Regions from separate parts of the Homo sapiens genome. Here region 1 is linked to region 2. Evidence: read pairs that join two places in POLR2A ChIA-PET (ENCODE). Cell type or tissue: IMR-90. All regions are shown on one strand. Each heading gives the region's core, and the rest is flanking DNA. Links, peaks and the distances in the headings are about the cores only. Region 1 overlaps MAP3K11 (mitogen-activated protein kinase kinase kinase 11). Region 2 holds the start of FOSL1 (FOS like 1, AP-1 transcription factor subunit).

Region 1 (8,962 bases), core at 528-8,527, 290 kb before region 2:
ACCTGTAGTCCCTGCTACTCAGGAAGCTGAGGTGGGAGGATCACTTGAGCCTGGGAGGCAGAGTTTGCAGTGAGCCATGATCATGCCATTGCAGTCCAGCCTGGGTAACAGAATGAGACTCTATCTTTAAAAAAATAAAAGACAGAAATGAGACAAAGGGAAGAGAAGATAGGGTCCAGCAGACAAAATGAGAGTGAACAGAAGTTCCTGCAGTCAATGGCCTGAGAAACTGAGGTTCTGAAGGGTAAGGGACTTGGTCAACATAATCCAGCTAGGATTTGAATCTGCCTCTAAGCTTCCTGGCAGCAAGAGTTAGCAACTCTGTTGTTTAGGAGAAAGCTGCGTGACTATTCTTGACCCAAAGATAGATAGATAGAGGCGAAACTGCTTCCGTGAGGTCTCACAGGGAGGACACAGCCACGTAGTTATTGGCTCTAAGGCAACAAGCTTCACAGGGCAGTTGCTATCAGCGTAGCTGAGTGCACCCTGCCAATGTGCCACTCCTTGCAGCCAGCTCTCCAGGGACCAGAACAGCCCACTGGGGACAGGGTGAGGGTGTGTGTGACTCTCCAGTGGTATGGCTTATGCCGGGGACCATCTCACAGGGTCTGGGACCTCTGTGAAGCCCCATTATTTGATTCTTAGCTGGGTTTCGGGGGGTGGCTGTGAGGTCAATGTCATGTACTTTCATGGACCCAGATGATGCGTGGAGTGTGGGATTGGGCTAGGGGAACCAGATGCTCAGCCAGCCACTGAGCTGGGCAGCTGACATCCTTTCAGGGCAAGTGGCAATCCATTTCTTCATCAGCCAGGAAGGGCACTGGTGTTGAGGCCGACATACTTATCAAGAACAGTAACTACCATGGTTTCCAGTGCTTTCATGAAACCTCAGACATGTGGCCTTCTGGCCACACATCTGCAATTTCATATTGTGGGAGCATTCACTGTATCCCTGGGGGCTGCGGCTCTCTCAGTTTGCAGGGGCTGGACCAAGAAAGAAGGCATTTCAGATTTCTATGGGCACAGATGTCTACAGAAGTTATGATGCCATGAAATACTTCGAGGAGATGAGGAAGGCTGCTATCTCTCAGAATGCAAAGTGATTTTGGAATATGAAGAATTTCTTTGGGTTGAATTACTTAGAAGTTTGTCACTGATCTGAACTATTCATGAATATATGGGCTAATAAGTAGTTTCTCTTCATAAATAATTAACAAATTCTTTGGATAAAAAAACATGGGGCAAGCTTGAGAACGATGGGGCCCAGGCCCCTTGTGCCCCTGCTTCTGGGAGCTGAGGGCCAGAGAGTTCTGTGGAACAGTCAGGACCTGCTTCAGCCTACACACCTGGGTTGACAGGCTCTCAAGTTCTCCTTTGGCCCATCTGGCCTGGTACAATTTAGAGCAAGTGAATTCAAGAAGCCTCCTTGGCCTTCCAGCTCTCAGTTCAGTCCCTGCAGGACAGATGCTGGGGGCAGTGCAGCTGCTGGAGTAGCAAATGGCGGGGCAGATGGAGGCCCAGGGCTCTGCCTCTGTGGTCAGACAGGCAAGAGCAGATCAAATCCCTGCTCTACTGGTTGCCTTACATCAAACCACTTAATCTCTCTGTGCCTCAGTTTTCTCTGTTGTAAAATGCAGGCCAATACTACTACTCCCCTCACAGAACTGCTTGGCACATAGAAGAGAACCAACAAAGGTTAGCTGTTGTTACAACTATCAAGTGTAGCTCAGGGAATGGAAGAGGCGATGGGCTGGGTGGGATGGGAGGAGTGAGTTTAAACGGCTTGCTGAACAGGACTCTTCTGAGAGCAGCTAAGCGGGTCCTACATTCTGGCTGTGAGCAGCAGGTGTGGGGGCTCTGAGGATGGTCCCTAGGTTGGCACAGGGACCCACAGGCAAGGGAGGCCATAACTCTCTGGCCTCACTCAGAGCTGGGCAGTGTTGAGCTGAGTGAGCCCTCCTCCCTGCAATGCTGGAGCCCTGCCTTCTGCCTGACCCTCTGGCTTCCTAAGCAGTCTATACGTGAGAAGCCCTTTCTTCAAGTGAAAGCTTCTGAGCTCACTACGAGAGCATTGGAGCTGAAGCCTCTCTGGGTTCAAATCCTCAGCTGGGGGTTTGAGGTAGGTTACTTCACCTCTCAGAGCCTCAGTTTCCTTATCTGCAAAATGGGGTAATAGTAGCCCCTCTTCATCAATGCTTGGAGGGAATGCCTGGCACAGTAGGGCAGTTACCGTCATGGAGAACAGAAAGGCCCCGAGCTATCCTGGATGTGGTGAGAATGGGTCCTGGATCCTGCCTGCTCGGCCTTCTCATTCTCTTCTTCACCTACAGGCTCCCAGAAGGGGCTCTGAGAAGCACAGTGTGGCTGACACTTGTTTGGCTCCACCCCACACAGGCTGATTCCTTCCCCCATCTGGGTCCAGCTTCCCTTGGGTACCAAATGCCAGGTGGGCTTCCTGTCTTTCTTTTCTCCCTGGAGCCTGCTAAAGGCACAGGGGCTGCCATGGGGCCAGGGAAGAGGCTTCTTGCAGGCCAGGTCTGAGCAAGGGGATGAGACTCTGGGCCCCGAGCCGAGGCCTGGGCTGTATGCCGCTTGATCGTGGGCCTGTAGGTCAGACCTGGGTTCCAGGATCGGCTCTGTCTTGTCTCAGCCTTGGTTTCCTAGTCTCTAGAATGAGAGCAACCAGGGCAGGACTCCTGCTTTGCCTACTAGCCTATTGTGGCCTCCCCAAGGTGCCCACGGAAGGAGCTCAGCCAGATCCTGCCGGGGGAGGAAGGCCACTCACCATTGAGTGCTGGGGGTGTGGAAGGAGATCCTAAGGGGGATGAGTCATCTGAATCCAGGTACCATGTGGCTTCGTCCATGCGGGACCTTCTCCTGGTGATGGGAGGGCAAGGAGGGGTGCTTTAGGAATTTCAGGACTTGGGGAAAGCAAATGATGCTGGGTCTGGGGGGCACTCAGGTACTCACCTCCCATTCTGGGCTTCCCCAGGCTTGGGGGAACTGGGACCCCAAGCCCAGCATGCTCGCCGCTCTCCATTGCTTGAGTCCTCCAGACGTCGGGGGGACTGGCGGCCCCATGCCTGGCCTGGCTCTGCAGGCTCCACTGCAGGGGAAACCGATGAAATCGGAGATAATCTTTATTCTCCCTCCATCATCACAGTCAGGCTTCAGAGATAAACTTTAGAGTATGGGGAGCAGGCTGGGCCCTGTACCATTCCCAGGGTGAGCTTTGGGCAAGATAGATGGGTTTGGGTCTTGGGGCCAACAGTGGGGTGGGGCATCTCATCTAGCCCTTGGGCTGAAGTTTGCTGCTTAGTAATTAGTACAGACACTGACACCAACTGCCTGAGTTTGATTCTGGCTCTTCCACTTATTAACTGTGTAACAAGTTACTTTTTTCACTTTTCTCATCCATAAAACTTAAATTAACAACAAAAATAACTACCAAATAGAATTATTGCAAGAAATTAATATTAGCAAAGCATTTAGAAAATTAGTAGTACATAGTGTCATACAATTATTTGACTAAAAAAAAATAAGTAAAATTAATGCTGCTTGGGGAGTTCAGAGGTAACAGGCTAGACCTAAGGCAGGGAGCCTGGGGGCGGGGAGGAAGAGGGGATAGTGAGTGGGCTCCGCCTCCAAGAATAAGGTCTGACAGAGAATAAGGAGCTGGGGGGCGGAGAGGGGCATGAGAGGTGAAGTTTCTTACACTGGATGGCTCGGAACCGGGGAAAGGTGGGCGAATCCCCAGGCCCGACCTCGAAGACGTTTCTCCTCCGGTCAAGGCCGGGTGAGGCCTGCACGGTGATGCGGTGCTTGAAGTCTGGGATTTGGGTTGGGGGGAGCAGGGTTCAGGTTTGTGATGAAGTAGAGCCAGGACCCCAACCTGCAGGGGCCCAAGGCCAGCTCCCAGGCCACATAGGGAGCGGCACGATGGCTGTGAGACTGTGACCAGCCTCACTGCTTTCTTGAGCCCCTGGGTCTGGATAAGGAAAGCTACTCGTCTGAGTCGGAGATGCCCTGGCGCCGGCCGGCCCCGCCCACTAGACCTTCCCAGAACTTTCGTGAACCCCACCCCTTCCCACTCCCAGACCGACATGCAAATACTTCCGCCAGAACCCGCCCACAGACAGAAAAAAAACACTCCTGGCTCCACCCCTCCCAGCCTTCATCTCACGGGCCCACCCACAACACCCTAAACCAATCCCAGCGCGGTGAGCACACAGGCCTGGCTCCACCCCCACCCCCGCAGCCAATGGCGGGGGACGCCCCGGGGCCCGGCCCTCACCGAGTGGCATGCTGATACGCTCGCCGCCGTCGCGCGCCCGGAGCTTGCTGCGCTTGAATGTCCCGCGGCGGCGGCGCACGTGCGGTCGCTCGCGGTCCACCTGCTGCAGCAGCAGCGTCAGCTCGCGCTCGAACACCTCTAGCTCCCACTGGGCCAGCAGGTGCTCGCGCCGCCGCAGCTGCTCCGCCTGTGACCGCTGCTCGCGCGCCGCTCGCGTCAGCTCCTCCTCGCGGCTCAGTAGTTCCTGCGCCCGAGACAGCGATGGTGGAGAGGTCAGCCTGGCACCAATCCCGGCAGCGCCCGCCCCGACTCTGCCCCAGGGAGATCGGGGAGACACTCGTTCCAACGCTGGGTCCCTTGATTCCTCGCACCTTTTCCTTGGCTCGCAGCTCGTCGAAGAGACCCTGGATCTCGCGCTTCCAGCCTTCCTGCATGGAATGGAAGGAGTCCCGCGGCATTTCCCGTAGGACCTGTGCCTCCAGCGCCTCCAACTGCTGCAGGATGGAGGCGAAGTCGGGCCTGCGGTGGGGGTCCTGCGCCCAGCAGTCTAGGGGCACGGCGTGCAGCGGGGACAGAATAAGAAGGGGTCCGTGGGTGGATGTGTCCTGGGCCAGGGAGCTCTGTACCTCACCTGCCCTCCCCGTCCTCTTACCGGCCATAAGCTGTGCGAAGGGCTCGGGGCAGGTGGATGGGATGGGCAGTGTGAGCTTGTTAACAGCTACGCCATAGGCCACAGCAAGGCAGTCAATGCCACGGTATGGCACCTCCCCGGTCAGCAGTTCCCACAGCAGCACCCCAAAACTGTGGGCGAGACAACAGGTCTGTGTTCCCTTTTCTCTCCCAACCCCCACCCCCTTACTGCCACTTCACCCAAAAGCAACTAGGAGCCAAGTGGTTTGGGTCCCTGTCCCTGGACTTGGCCCAGCCCTAGATTTAGGCAGCCACCTCTGCCCTCTGCAGCCCCGTAGCAGCCCGTCCAGCCCCACCAAGGGCCGCACCTCCAGACGTCACTGCCCTTAGAGAAGGTGGAGGCCTTGATAACCTCAGGAGCCATCCAGGCGTAGGTGCCCGCGGCACTCATTTGTGTGGTTTTGTGCCACTCTCGGGCCAGGCCAAAGTCGGTGATCTTCAGGGTCTTGTGCTCCATGTCGTCACTCTCAATGGGCTGCAGCAGCAAAACTAGAGAAGAGGGGCCAGATTGTGGATGCTCCAGGATCAGGTGGTGGGGACAGGGTAAGAGCTGGGAGCAAACTCATCTGACGGACATCCTGGCTGGGTCCTGGGGGCACAGAGGTGACTTGGTCTAGATCTTGAGGACCTACTTGAGGTCAGACATTTCTTTTCTTTTCCTTTTTTTTTTTTCTTAAGATAGAGTTTTGCTCTTGTTGCCCAGGCTGGAGTGCAATGGCGTGATCTTGGCTCACTGCAACCTCCACCTCCTGGGTTCAAGCGATTGTCCTGCCCCAGCCTCCCGAGTAGTGGGATTATGGGCATGTGCCACCACGCCCGACTAATTTTGCATTTTTAGTAGAGACAGGGTTTCTCCATGTTGGTCAGGCTGGTCTCGAACTCCCAACCTCAGGTGATCTGCCCGCCTCGGCCTCCCAAAGTGCTGGGATTACAGGCCACTGCACCTGGCCGAGGCCAAACATTTCACACTCAACCCCAGCACTCAAAACCATTTATGAGCTAAATAATATTTTTCATGTTTCACAGATGAGGAAACCAAGCAGGGAAATGACTTGGCAGAGGTCATACAACAAATACAGCAGAGATTACAACCTGGTCTGTGTGGCTCTGAAACCAGTGTTCTAGCTTTTCCCTAATATTACACTGAAGCAAAACTGGCAAGGTGGCAGCTCTGGACATTTATGGCTTTGATTTCAAGAGAGATCTGTGAGTCTCCTGTCATTTTGTTGAGGCAGGAGCGTGAATCAGAACCCCCCTTAGAGTGGGGAGCAAGAGGGAAGCTCTTGGTGAGAAAAGAAGCCCAGCAGGTACCACAGGCCCCTAGTGCCCACATCACACTGTGGCAAGTGCAGCCACTCCCAAAGCAAAGACTCCAAAAGATACCTACCAATGCAGCTGGAAGGGAAGAGAAAGGGTGGGGTCCAAGAAAGTGATGGTTCTTGGCCACAAAGGAGGAGCTTGGGGTAAATGTAGGCGTGGATGGTCAGACTTGGCAGGGGCTCATGGCTTTAACCCAAATGGGGCCACCGTACTTGGTACAAAGAGGAGAAGCAGCAACTTGCATATCTCTCACCAGGACAGGAATGGCTCAAATGAGAGAAGTTTTCGAGGAATAGAAAGAGGACAAAGTCATAGAGTCATGAAGGGTCTGAAGGGCCCCTCTACTTTTCAGGTTACAGCCAACTGCACTGTGGAAGAGAAGCAATATCAAGTCAACCATGTTTCTGGACCCATGTCAGGGCACACCTCTCAGCTCTCCTGCCCTGTGTGACACGGCTGTCATGGGGGCAGCATAGGGCACAGGGGGTGGGGCAGATGGGAAGGGCACCTAATACAGCCTGGTGAGTCAGGGAAGACTTCCCAGAGGAGGTGGCAGAACCAGGGTGCTCATTTTTCAGGGCTTAAAGCAACAAGCCCTGATCCTGCTGCTGGCCAGGCCACCTGGGCCTTGAGGAGGCATCTGGCACTGCTGCCAGCTGTCCCCGCTGCCCCACCGTCCTCAGCCCCCACAGCCCCTGGCTGCTTGGCTCTGTTTCTGTGTCCTCCACCTTCAGCCATTTCGGCGCTGGTGCTTCTCAGAGCATGACCTCTCCTCAACCTCTGCCCACTGCCCCTGGCTGACTCAGCCTCTTCCAGGTACCAGCTCCCTCTCCCCACTGGCATCTTCCACATTTGCAACTCCAGGCCAGACAAATTGGTTCAGCAGCTCTACCTGATGTCCAGGTGCCCTCCATGACCACCTTTACTATCCCGGCATGCCCAGTAGATTTTCCTGCAATTTTTCCTAATCCAGAGAATGGTCTCAAAATCTACCCACTCCTCTGAGCCAGACCTTGGAGCTGAGTCCTGAACACTTCATCAAGCTGAGGATGACAACAAAACCCTCCTCAGATGGCTGTCACGAGCATGAAACAAGACCACACTTTTAAAGTTTTTGCATGGGGGCTGCCACCTGGCAGAAGCATCCTAAAGGCCAGTTGTCCTAAAGCACTTATCGTATCTCCGCCCTCCTCTCCCTCCTCTGTCACTCCTTACTGCCAACTTCAAAACAGCCTCTGGTCTGGCTGCTGGAGGCGGGGACCTGAGCATTTAGCAAGCCCCCGACGACAAGCTCATTCCAAAGGGGAAACACAGCAGGCTGGGGCAGTGGGTGGAGTGGAAATGGGCACCTCCCCTGGTGCCAGGGCCCACCTTCCCCTTTGAAGACCAACACTTGCTGCTTCTTGGCCTGTCTCTAGCCACTTGTGGCACCCCAGACTGGCAAAGTGCTGTTCCAGTATCTCAGGCCGGGTGGCCACTCTCCACCTTTTTCAGGTGGGGAATCTGAGGCCCAGAGAGGGGCAACAACTCACCCAAAGTTTCAGGACTTCTTTGTACTTGTGGTCTTTCTGCTACCTCCCCGCTCCTGGCTCTGCCAGCTGCTAAGCCCCATCCTCTGCTTTCTCTCCAAGCTCCTCTCTGTGCTTTCAACTGTCCCAACTCGAACTGCTGTTCTGGTGTCTGATGTAGATCCCAGGCATGGGAGGTCAGGGGTCACCCAGAGGAGAATGGGCCAGAGACCCCGAAACTGGGGGAAGCTCTCAGTGCCCCTTTAGGGCTCCCTGGCCTCTGATAGGGACCTGGCCACCAGCTCCCTCCCTGGGCTGGCCTCTGTGGGGCTTGGGAGTGGCCTGGGCAGCTCACACCTCTTCCGCTTTCCTCCCGTGGTCCCTACTTCTCCTTTCTGGGAGGCCTGGGCCAGGTCTCCCACTTGGGAGGGGGAGTCCTTTTGGGGAGAACTGGGGGAGGTCAGGCCCAGGCCGGGCTGGCTGGTCAGTCCTGTGACTCGTGGGCCTGGAGAATTCCCCCTCCTCTCCCCGCCAGGCTTCCTCACAAGGCCCCCATTGTCCAGGAAAATCATGCCATTGTTTCCTGCCTGTGCCCCCCACCAGCCCAGGGACTCCCCCCACCCCAATCCTGCAGACAGCAACTTGGGCCTAGGACTGGGGTCTCCGAGGTTAAATGCCAGGCTCAGGGAGGCTGAGGGCACCTTGCCTGCCCTTTACCACCACCTCCCAGACTCTGAGAGGGAAGCAGGGGAACTAGAGGGGAGTAGGGGAGCAGTTCCAGGCTCCTTCCTCCCGCAAGTCCTCCACCCCAAGCTCTTTCCTCCCCTGCAGGCAGCTGGGCTAGGGAGGGAGCAGGGGCTGGAGCAGGGACAGGAAGCCGGCTCAGGGGCAGCAGGAAACGCAGGAAGCAGTGGGGAGGGTGGGGAGCAGGGGCCTGGGCTATTGTTCCATTTTTTCTGGAAAGAAAACGGAGGAAAAACAGAAGATGGGAGTCCCCTCCCCCTGTGCCTTCGGGGAATCCCCCTCAGATTGGGGCAGGTAGCGGGGGTCCCTAGATAGTTAGAGCCCAGGGTTGAGGCTGAGAGGTGGGAACCGCACCCTACCAGGGATGAGAAGAGTGGGTAGGATGGTTGGCAGGCCTCTCCTGGCT
Region 2 (8,962 bases), core at 413-8,412:
CAAGGTACAGGGCGGCAGGGGGCTGGTGGGCTGCTGGTGCCACTGGTACTGCCTGTGTCCCCCTCCTTGGCTCCTTCCGGGATTTTGCAGATGGGTCGGTGGGCTTCCAGCACCAGCTCTAGGCGCTCCTTCTGCTTCTGCAGCTCCTCAATCTCTCGCTGCAGCCCAGATTTCTCATCTTCCAGTTTGTCAGTCTCCTGTAGAAGATCAGGAGAGGAGTCAGAAAGGTGAGGGCTGAATACCCCAGAGCCGCAGACGTTTGGACTCAGGGTTCTGAGGAGCTGGGGTTGGGCGGGGGGAGAGGGGGGGCAGTGGAGAGTCCCCAGCAAGTCTGGACTACAACTCCCATAAGCCCCTGGGAGAAAATGGGCACAACTCCCATCAGGCCCAGACGTTTTAGGAGATTGCTGGCACCAGGCAGTGACTCCGGCCTGTAATCCCAGCACTTTGGGAGGCTGAGGCGGGCGGATCACTTGAGACCAGGAGTTTGAGACCAGCCTGGCTAACTTGGCGAAACCCCGTCTCTACTAAAAATACAAAAATTAGTCGGGTAGGGAGGCAGGCGCCTGTAGCCCCAGGTACTCAGCAGGCTGAGGCATAAGAATTGCTGGAGCCTGGGAGACAGATGTCACAGTGAGCCATGAGCCGAGATCTCATCACTGCACTCCAGCCTGGGTGACAGAGCGAGACTCTGTCTCAAAAAAAAAAGGAGATTGCTGGCTGAGCTTCAGCTCTGCTGTGAGTGAGACATGCTGCAGCCAGTTTCTAATCAATTTTTCCTCATCATTTTCCCAGAAGGACTGCCCCTCAGACAAGGAGCTAGGATGGTGAGGAGGGGGCTACATATACTGGGGCTCTGGGGGCTCTGGGAGACAGGGTCCCTCTGAGCTCGGTGGACCAGGGCTGGTGCTCACCGCCTGCAGGAAGTCGGTCAGTTCCTTCCTCCGGTTCCTGCACTTGGCCGCAGCCAGCTTGTTCCGCTCGCGCCTTACTCGGCGGCGCTCCTCTTCCTCCGGGCTGATCTGGGGGTGAGACCCGCAGTGAGGAGGACCCTGGGCTACTGGCTGCCTGGAACTCGCCCCTCATGGTGGCCCAGTGGTAGGACCCTGGCAGAGGTCATGGCAGGGCCCCCTCAGCCGGTGATTTAGGGATCACTGCACCCAACCAGTTCCCTGCACTGAGGCGCTGTCTGCTTTGATTGGTAAAATTTCCTCCTCGCACCTAGCTTTAGTGCACATTCCTCTCCCATAATGCCCTCCCCCTCCGCAAACCCTAACCCTCCTCATCTCCCAGGACTCAACTAAGATGCTCCTGCCTCCAGGAAGCCGTCTTATTCCCCAGCCAGAAGTGACCTTTCCTTCTCAGCACCCTCTTTGCAGGACCCTCATCCTTCTGGATCTGTGGACAACCAAGTCTCCTCTTCCATGAGCTGTAAGCACTAGGAGGGGCTAATGAGTGCTGCTGATTAAGTTGCAATTTATTGGAAAACTACTATGTGCCAGCCAAGTACTTTACGTAGATTCTTGTTTTTCACTGAGAACATGCAAAGATTTTATTTTATTTTATTTTATTTTTTTTAGACAGAGTCTCACTCTTTCCCAGGCTGGAGTGCATTGGCCCAATCTTGGCTCACTGCAACCTCCACCTACTGGGTTCAAGTGATTCTCGTGCCTCAGCCTCCCAAGTAGCTGGGATTACAGGCATGTACCACCACACCTGGCTAATTTTTGTATTTTTAGTAGAGACGAGGTTTCACCATGTTGGCCAGGCTGGTCTTGAACTCTTAACCTCAGGTGATCCACCCTCCTCAGCCTCCCAAAGTGCTGGGATTACAGGCATGAGCCACTGTGCTCGGCCTTTTTTTTTCTTTTTTTTTTTTGTGTAGTGACGGGGTCTCACTGTGTTGCCCAGGCTGGTCTGGAACTCATGGGCTCAAGGGATCCTCCTGCACTGGCCTCCTAGAATGTTTGGATTACCAGGGGGAGTCACCACAGCTGGCCTCTTTTTTAAAAAAACATAGATTCTTTTTTTTTTTTTTTTTTGAGACGGAGTCTCACTCTGTTGCCCAGGCTGGAGTGCAGTGGTGCCATCTCGGCTCACTGCAAGCTCCGCCTCCGGGGTTCACGCCATTCTCCTGCCTCAGCCTCCCGAGTAGCTGCGACTACAGGTGCCTTCCACCACGCCCAGCTAATTTTTTGTATTTTTTAGTAGAGACACGGTTTCATCATGTTAGCCAGGATGGTCTCGATCTCCTGACCTCATGATCCACCTTCCTTGGCCTCCCAAAGTGCTGGGATTACAGGCGTGAGCCACCATGCCTGGCCTTAAACTAGATTCTTAACGCAACTTTCCATGAAAAACTGAAGCCCAGAGAGGATAACTTACTTATGGTTCCAGAGCAGGACTTAGAACCCATAGAACTCACTCACTCTATTCCACATTGAGTGACAGGCCAGATGAGAGAGACCATTTCACCAAAAGGATCCAACTCACAGCTCACAGCCCTACCTGGAGAACCCAGGATCAAAGGGTCACCCTCAGGACCAGGCTGAAGGAAGGACGCACAGGAGGGTTTACCCCTGGCCCGCTTCTGCGGCTCATACCACAGTCCCTCCTCACCACAAAGGCCAGACATTCTGTTCTGGGAAACCTGTCTCTGGCTGATCTCTCACCTTTCCCAGGGCCCTAACCTCTCTCCCCATCCTCTACCTGCCGACCAAGCTTTTTAACCTCATCCCCTGTAGTCTCCCACACCAAAATGCCCCAGGGAGAGGAAAGATGAGCCACTCCTTTAAAGACTCGCCATCTCTTACTCACTTATTTTGGTAAGGGCTTTGGGGAGCCAAGAATTGTCAGTTCCCTCTACTTTGAGCCTTCTGTTAGCTTCCAGTGAGACAGCGTGGCTTGGTGATTAGTTTTGGGGGTTTTATTTTATTTTGTTTTTTCGGTAGAGACAGGGTCTCTCTATGTTGCCCAACCTAGTCTTGAACTCCTGGCCTCAAGTGATCCTCCTGCCTAGGTCTCTCAAAGTGCTGGGATTACAGGCATGAGCTACTGCACCTGGCCCTGGTTTGGTGGTTAGGATCTGACTTTAGAGTTGTATAGACCTGGGGCCAAGGCCAGTCCTGTGTCATTACTCACTACTTGTGTGATCTTGGGCAAGTGACTACCCTTCTGTGCCTTCATTTCTTTGGTGGAAGATGGGGAAAACCAGAGTACATTCCCCAGAGAGATTTTGTGAGGATTAAATGAGACAGGGAAACTGAGACTGAGGGAGTAGCTGAAGGGAACCCTCTTGTTCCTGTTCTCTCCCAGACAACATAAGCGCCCCCTCTATGCATGTCAGCAGGTGGAGACCCCCTCACCATTCCGTGTGCGCACCTTACATGTTCTTGCCTCCGCCTCCATCCTTGCTCCTGCCACCCCCGCTACCTGGAATGTCCTTTCCTTCCTCTCTGCCTCTGCCAGTCCTACCCATCCTTCTAGGCTAATATGCCACCTTTTCCAGGAAGCTTTCCCTGATCTGGAAGTGACTGTTGTACCCTCTGGGCCTCCCGTGGGGCTCCTATCACTTTCAGCCTTGGGCAGTAGTCACCTGTAGCCTACCTTACCCCCTCCTAAGCCTGTGCTCTCCTTTCTGGCAGGAGCTTCTCTGCACCCTAGCACTCCTGGGCGGGGTCGGAACCACTGCAATGCCTCTGTGCCTTACCTGTTCACAAGGCCTTCGACGTACCCCTGGAGGCGGCCCCAGGGCCCGGATGACTCCTGGCCGGGGTTGTGGGGGGCTGTACTGAGGGTAGGTCAGAGGCCTGGGGTAACTGCTGGGCCCCAGGAAATGAGGCTGTACCATCCACTGCAGCTCCTGACTGCCACTCATGGTGTTGATGCTTGGCACCAGGTGGAACTTCTAAGGAATAAGAAATGGAAGGCCACAGATGAGGTCCGTGTGGATTGAGGGGCTTCCACTGGGCAGAGGCTACACTGCTGTCTACCTTCAATGTACAGGCTAGCTCTGGGAACAGAAAGAGCACAGCTTGGCAGTCAGAGACTGACCTGGTGGCAAATCCCTGCTCATAAGCTGTGTGGCTTTGGGGCAGGTCACATAACCTCTCTGTGCCCCCATTTCCCCATTAGAACTAACATTTATAAAGCACAAACTGCCAGGAACTGTTCTAACCACTTTACAAATACTGACTCATATCATTGGCACAGTAATATCTTCATTTTCTTTTCTTTCTTTTTTTTCTTTTTTTTTTTTCAGATGGAGTCTCACTCTGTTGCCCAGGCTGGAGTGTAGTGGCACGATCTCAGCTCACTGCAACCTGCGCCTCCCAGGTTCGAGTGATCCTCCTGCCCCAGCCTCCTGAGTAGCTGGGATTATAGGCGTGCACCACCATGCCCGGCTAATTTTTGTATTTGTGGTAGAGACAGGGTTTCACCATGTTTGCCAGGCTGGTCTCCAGCTCCCAACCTCAGGTGATCCACCCGCCTCGGCCTCCCAAAGTGCTGGGATTACAGGCGTGAACCACAGCGCCCAGCCTAGTATCTTCATTTTCAGACGGGAGAACAGTTGTCCGCAGACACAGAGCCAATGAGCCCAGCAGCTGGGCTCTTACCCACTCCTGCACCCGTTTGCACGAAGAGGATAATTACAGCTCCCAGCTCAAGGGGAGGCTGTGAGAATCAGGTGAGAGAATGTGTGCGACAGTCTGGTAAGTGGCAGGTGCCCAGTGCAGAGGGGCTGAGGCAGGAAAGAGTCACTGCTCTGGGTTCAGGCCATTCCATTGCTTTTTTTTTTTTTTTTCTTGAGACAGGGTCTCACTCTTTCACCCAGGTTGGAGTGCAGTGACCTGCGGGCTCAAGCAATCCTCCCACCTCAGCCTCCCAAGTAGCTGGGACTACCGACGTGCACCACCACATTTGGCTAATTTTTTTTTTCTTTTCTGTTTTTTTTTTTTTGAGACACAGTCTTGCTTTGTCACCCAGGTTGGAGTGCAGTAGCCCGATCTCGCCTCACTGCAACCTCCACCTCCTGGATTCAAGCAATTCTCCTGCCTCAGCCTCCCGAGTAGCTGGGACTACAGGCGCCCACAACTGTGCCCGGCTAATTTTTGTATTTTTAGTAGAGACAGGGTTTCACTATGTTGGCCAGGCTGGTCTTGAACTCCTGACCTCTGGTGATCCACCCGCCTTGGCCTCCCACAGTGCTGGGATTATAGGCATGAGGCACCGCGCACGGCCTGGCTAATTTTTTTTAAATTTTTTTGTAGAGACAGGGTCTCACTAGGTTGCCCAGGGTGGTCTCAAATTCCTGAGCTGAAGCAGTCCACCCACCTCAGCCTCCCAAAGTGTTGAGATGACAGGCTTTAGCCACCTGGCATGGCAGGCTGTCCCAATTCTAATCTCAGCTCTCAGCTACTTACTGGCTGTGTGACCATGGGCAAGTTATTTAACCTCCATGTGCCTCAGTTTCCTCATTTTTAATATTGTTACAGGTGAGGATTACAGGATTTCACTGATGTTAAGAAGTACCCTTTAATAGCTCTGAAATCATAGTTTAATTGGCAATTTAAAAAATTTTAGTGGACTAGGCATGGTGGCTCATACCCAGCACTTTGGGAGGCTGAGGTAGAAGGATCACTTGAGCTCAGGAGTTTGAGGTCACACCGGGCAACACAGTGAGACTTCATTTCTACAAAAAAATTAAAAAATTAGTTGGGTGTGGTGGTGCGTGCCTGTGGCCAGGTCGCTTCCCAGCTAGGATCTCAGTAGGATTGCTTGAGCCCAGGAGGCTGAGGCTGCAGTGAGCTGTGATTGCACCACTGCTCTATAGTCTGGGCAACAGAGGGAGACCCTGTCTCAGAAAAAAAAAAAAAAAGAAAAGAAAGAGAAGGAAAGAAAATTAGTGGCATAAAGTTATAGTGGGTTTTTTTTTCAATCGATGAGGTCTTCGATTCCGTGAAATATGGTAAATGATGTAGCAAGCGCCCAGCACAACGTCCCTGTTCCCATTCTATCAGCCAGCTATCTGAGGAGTGGGTTGGGATGGGGCTCAGTGTTCTGGGAGAAGTGGGTTCTAGCTCTGCCGCTGGGCCCTGGGTGTGGGCGCCCAATCGTCCGGGAAGCGCCCACAAGCCCAGGCAAGTCCCGACAGCGGTAGCCCGAGCCCAAGCGCTGCGGGCCCGGCGTCCCAGTGACCCCAGTTCCGGGTCCGAGGCACCGCCGGCGGCATCTCCCACTCCCGGGCCCGGGCCGCTCCAGGCCAGGAAGGGAGGGACGCCCCGGGTGACTCAGCCGCCGTGACTCGGCCGCCGTGACTCGGCGGAACGGACGCCCCTCCTTCCCTCCCCTGTCGACACGTGCTCGCAGCCCCTCGACAGGAAATGGGCACCTGCAGCCTCCCGGGTGCCCCCCGGCGGGCAGCGGGCGCCGTTAGGGGCTGAGAGTGGGGTCGCGAGAGTCGCCCGCAGCCTGACCCCGCGCACGTCCCGGAACCTCGAGGTCTCTATTCGCCGCATTCGGCAAAGGGATCGAGGGCCGGTCTCCGGGGACCTGGCAGGTTCCACTGCCCGGACCCCCCTGGACTCCCCAGGCCGAGAAACGATAGGGACTTGGCGACGGAGGGGCGAAGGACAGACAGACGGACGGACACGCGGAGGGTCGCAGACCGGGCCGGGACTCCCACCCTGGCCCAGCTGCTCTCCCGACGGATCCCGCCTCCCTCCCGTGTGGGGACCCTCACCCCAGCCCAGACTCCAGATCCCAGGAATTCAGCCCGAAGCGGAGAGACCCTCCTAGCCTTCGAGGCGACCACCCTAGGCGCCCACGCCCCTTCTGAAGCAGGGTGGACGCAGAAGTCAGAGGTGGGCAGGAGGAGAGAAAGCGGGCACGGAGACGGAGGGACGGACGCGGACGGCGAGGGAGAAGGGGGCGGCTGGGAGAAGGGGAGTTCGCGGGTCTCTGCTGCCCGCTGCGCGGTGGGGGCAACTGGCCCCGGACGGCGAGGGGCAGGATCCTCGCCCCAGCCCCCAGCCCGGCCCCGACTCCGGTTCCCCGCTCCAGTCCCGGAGCGTGCGGGAGTTGACCCCGGCCTCCCACGCGCGGTCCTCCCGTGGGACCACCGGCGTCGGGCCCCACTCACCTGCTGGGCTGCCTGCGCTGCGGCCGGGGGCTGCGCGGGGCCGCCGTACCCGCCGCCGTTCCCGGAGCTCGGGCCGGGTTCCCCGAAGTCTCGGAACATGCCCGGGGCTGGCGGCTCTGCGGGGTACACGGCTGCTGGGTTCTGACTCACCCGCGCCGTGCGGAGTCTTTTCTTTTTATGAATGAAAAGTTCTCGGGCTGAACCACTGCGACCGCGGGGGGTGGGGGCGTTGCAGCGGCGCGGTCACCTCCAGGCTCCACCCCCGAGACGCGCCGCCTTGGCCCGTCGGTCCCGAACTTGGCGACGCCTCCCCAAGTCCGGCTGCAGCCTTTTCACCGGGATGGGCCCGGCTCGGCGTTCCCCGGAGGCTGCGGGCCCGCCCCCCTGACGTAGCTGCCCATACATGGTGTAACTTCCTCGCCGCGCCCAGGTGGAGCCCCGGGTTCCCCTGCGGACTGACGCACCTGCCAGAGCCCGCGCCCCGCCCCAGCCCTCTCGAGGCCTGGGCTAACCTCCGTTTCTGCTCCCACAAAATAGCACGAAAGAATCACATCTCTAGGAGCCACGCCAACCGCCACCCAAAGCTTCGTGGAGTGAGGTCTTTCCACTGGCCTTGTTTTAAGGCTTCGAGTATATGAAAAGTGAATAAATGACAAACCAGGGTTACAAAAATGGTGGCATATTTTATTTTACTTTATATTTTTGAGACCGGGTCTCTGTCACCCAGGCTGGAGTGCAGTGGCTCGATCTCGGCGCACTGCAGGCTCAACTTCCTGAGCTAAAGGGATTCTCCTGCCTCAGCGCCCCCTCCAAGTAAGTGGGACTACAGGCGCGCGTCACCACACCCAGGTAATTTTTGTGTTTTTTGTAGGGATTGGGTCTCGCCGTATTGCCCAGGCTGGGTGGTATATTTTAAATGTTTGCGATAAGGTAATGCTTTGAACTAACCCCACATAAAATGCAATATAATAGTATTACTCAGGATAATTTCAGGAGCTATAACGAGTTTTAATTCAGGGCCACTACAGGTGTCCTGAGGTCTGATAAACGCCATCTTCATTACGGTCAGTGCCTTTCGGAGGCTTGTGGCCACCAGACTTGTTTGGAGAGTATGTCAAAGGTGAGTGAATGTGAGGCAGGTATCATCCTCATCTCTGTTTTACAGATGGGGAAACTGAGGCTGGGAGATGCTGAAATGAATTGCTTGAAGTCGCTAAGTGAGTAGCTGGCACAGGTTGCCAAGTCACAGCCGTGGGCACTCCAAGCCCAGGCTCAGCCAAGATTTTCAAAGCCCTTACACCTTCACAGACACCTTGTCGCACATCCAGAATGTTAGTGCTGGGCACCATCCCAAAGCTTCTCTCTGATTACTTCCATCATAGATGAGGAAACTGAGGCCCAGATGGAGTACTGAGCTGTCAGTTGTCACACGACTACAGAAAGAGGGCTGGGGCCAGGTGTGGTGGCTCATGCTTGTAATCCTAGCACTTTGGAAGGCCAAGGCAGAAAGAACCATTTGAGACCCCATCTCTACAAAAAATTATAAAATTTTCTGGACATGGTGGTACGCCTGCCTTGTGGTCCCAGCTGTTCTGGAGGCTGAGGCGGGAGGATGGCTTAAGCCAGGGAGGTTGAGGCTGCGGTGAGCTGTGACTGCGCCACTGCAGTCCAGCCTGGGGGACAGAGCAAGACTCAAAGTAAATAGATCAAGAGAGGGCTGGGCTCTCCTGCTTCTCCATCGGTCCTTCCATTTCATCAGCTCTAGCTTTGCCCTCTGGGCTACTTTCCTTGGGAACACAGGCCAGAAGCCTGTGGGTGCAC

Evidence for each region. ChIA-PET counts read pairs that join two places held together with the same protein. Peaks named below come from ENCODE experiments on the same cell type or tissue, not always from the same donor. Only the 100,000 strongest peaks of a DNase experiment are listed, where the experiment ranks them.
Region 1: POLR2A ChIA-PET joins it to region 2 with 10 read pairs; 17 of 35 experiments call an interaction of 5 or more read pairs at or near these places.

The regions. Positions count from the first base shown.
Region 1 is chr11:65,602,976-65,611,937 of GRCh38, forward strand. MAP3K11 (mitogen-activated protein kinase kinase kinase 11) reads right to left here. Exons shown (of 10, transcript NM_002419.4): 2 at 5,293-5,473; 3 at 4,947-5,095; 4 at 4,666-4,841; 5 at 4,295-4,538; 6 at 3,716-3,829; 7 at 2,971-3,106; 8 at 2,786-2,877. Among named protein-coding and RNA genes, the nearest start is that of MAP3K11, 6.8 kb to the right of the region's middle. RefSeq lists a silencer at 4,165-4,264. In IMR-90, for the core only: no CTCF peak of the experiment used is centred there; a DNase peak (open chromatin) is centred at 4,206; H3K4me3 peaks cover 205 bases.
Region 2 is chr11:65,893,100-65,902,061 of GRCh38, forward strand. FOSL1 (FOS like 1, AP-1 transcription factor subunit) reads right to left here and starts at 7,289. Exons shown (of 4, transcript NM_005438.5): 1 at 7,142-7,289; 2 at 3,710-3,907; 3 at 915-1,022; 4 at 1-197. The coding sequence starts at 7,240. RefSeq lists enhancers at 519-1,023, 1,126-1,235 and silencers at 6,160-6,387, 6,353-6,472, 7,081-7,680. In IMR-90, for the core only: a CTCF peak has its summit at 6,408 (motif pointing left); DNase peaks (open chromatin) are centred at 6,322 and 7,422; H3K4me3 peaks cover 4,734 bases; H3K27ac peaks cover 6,213 bases.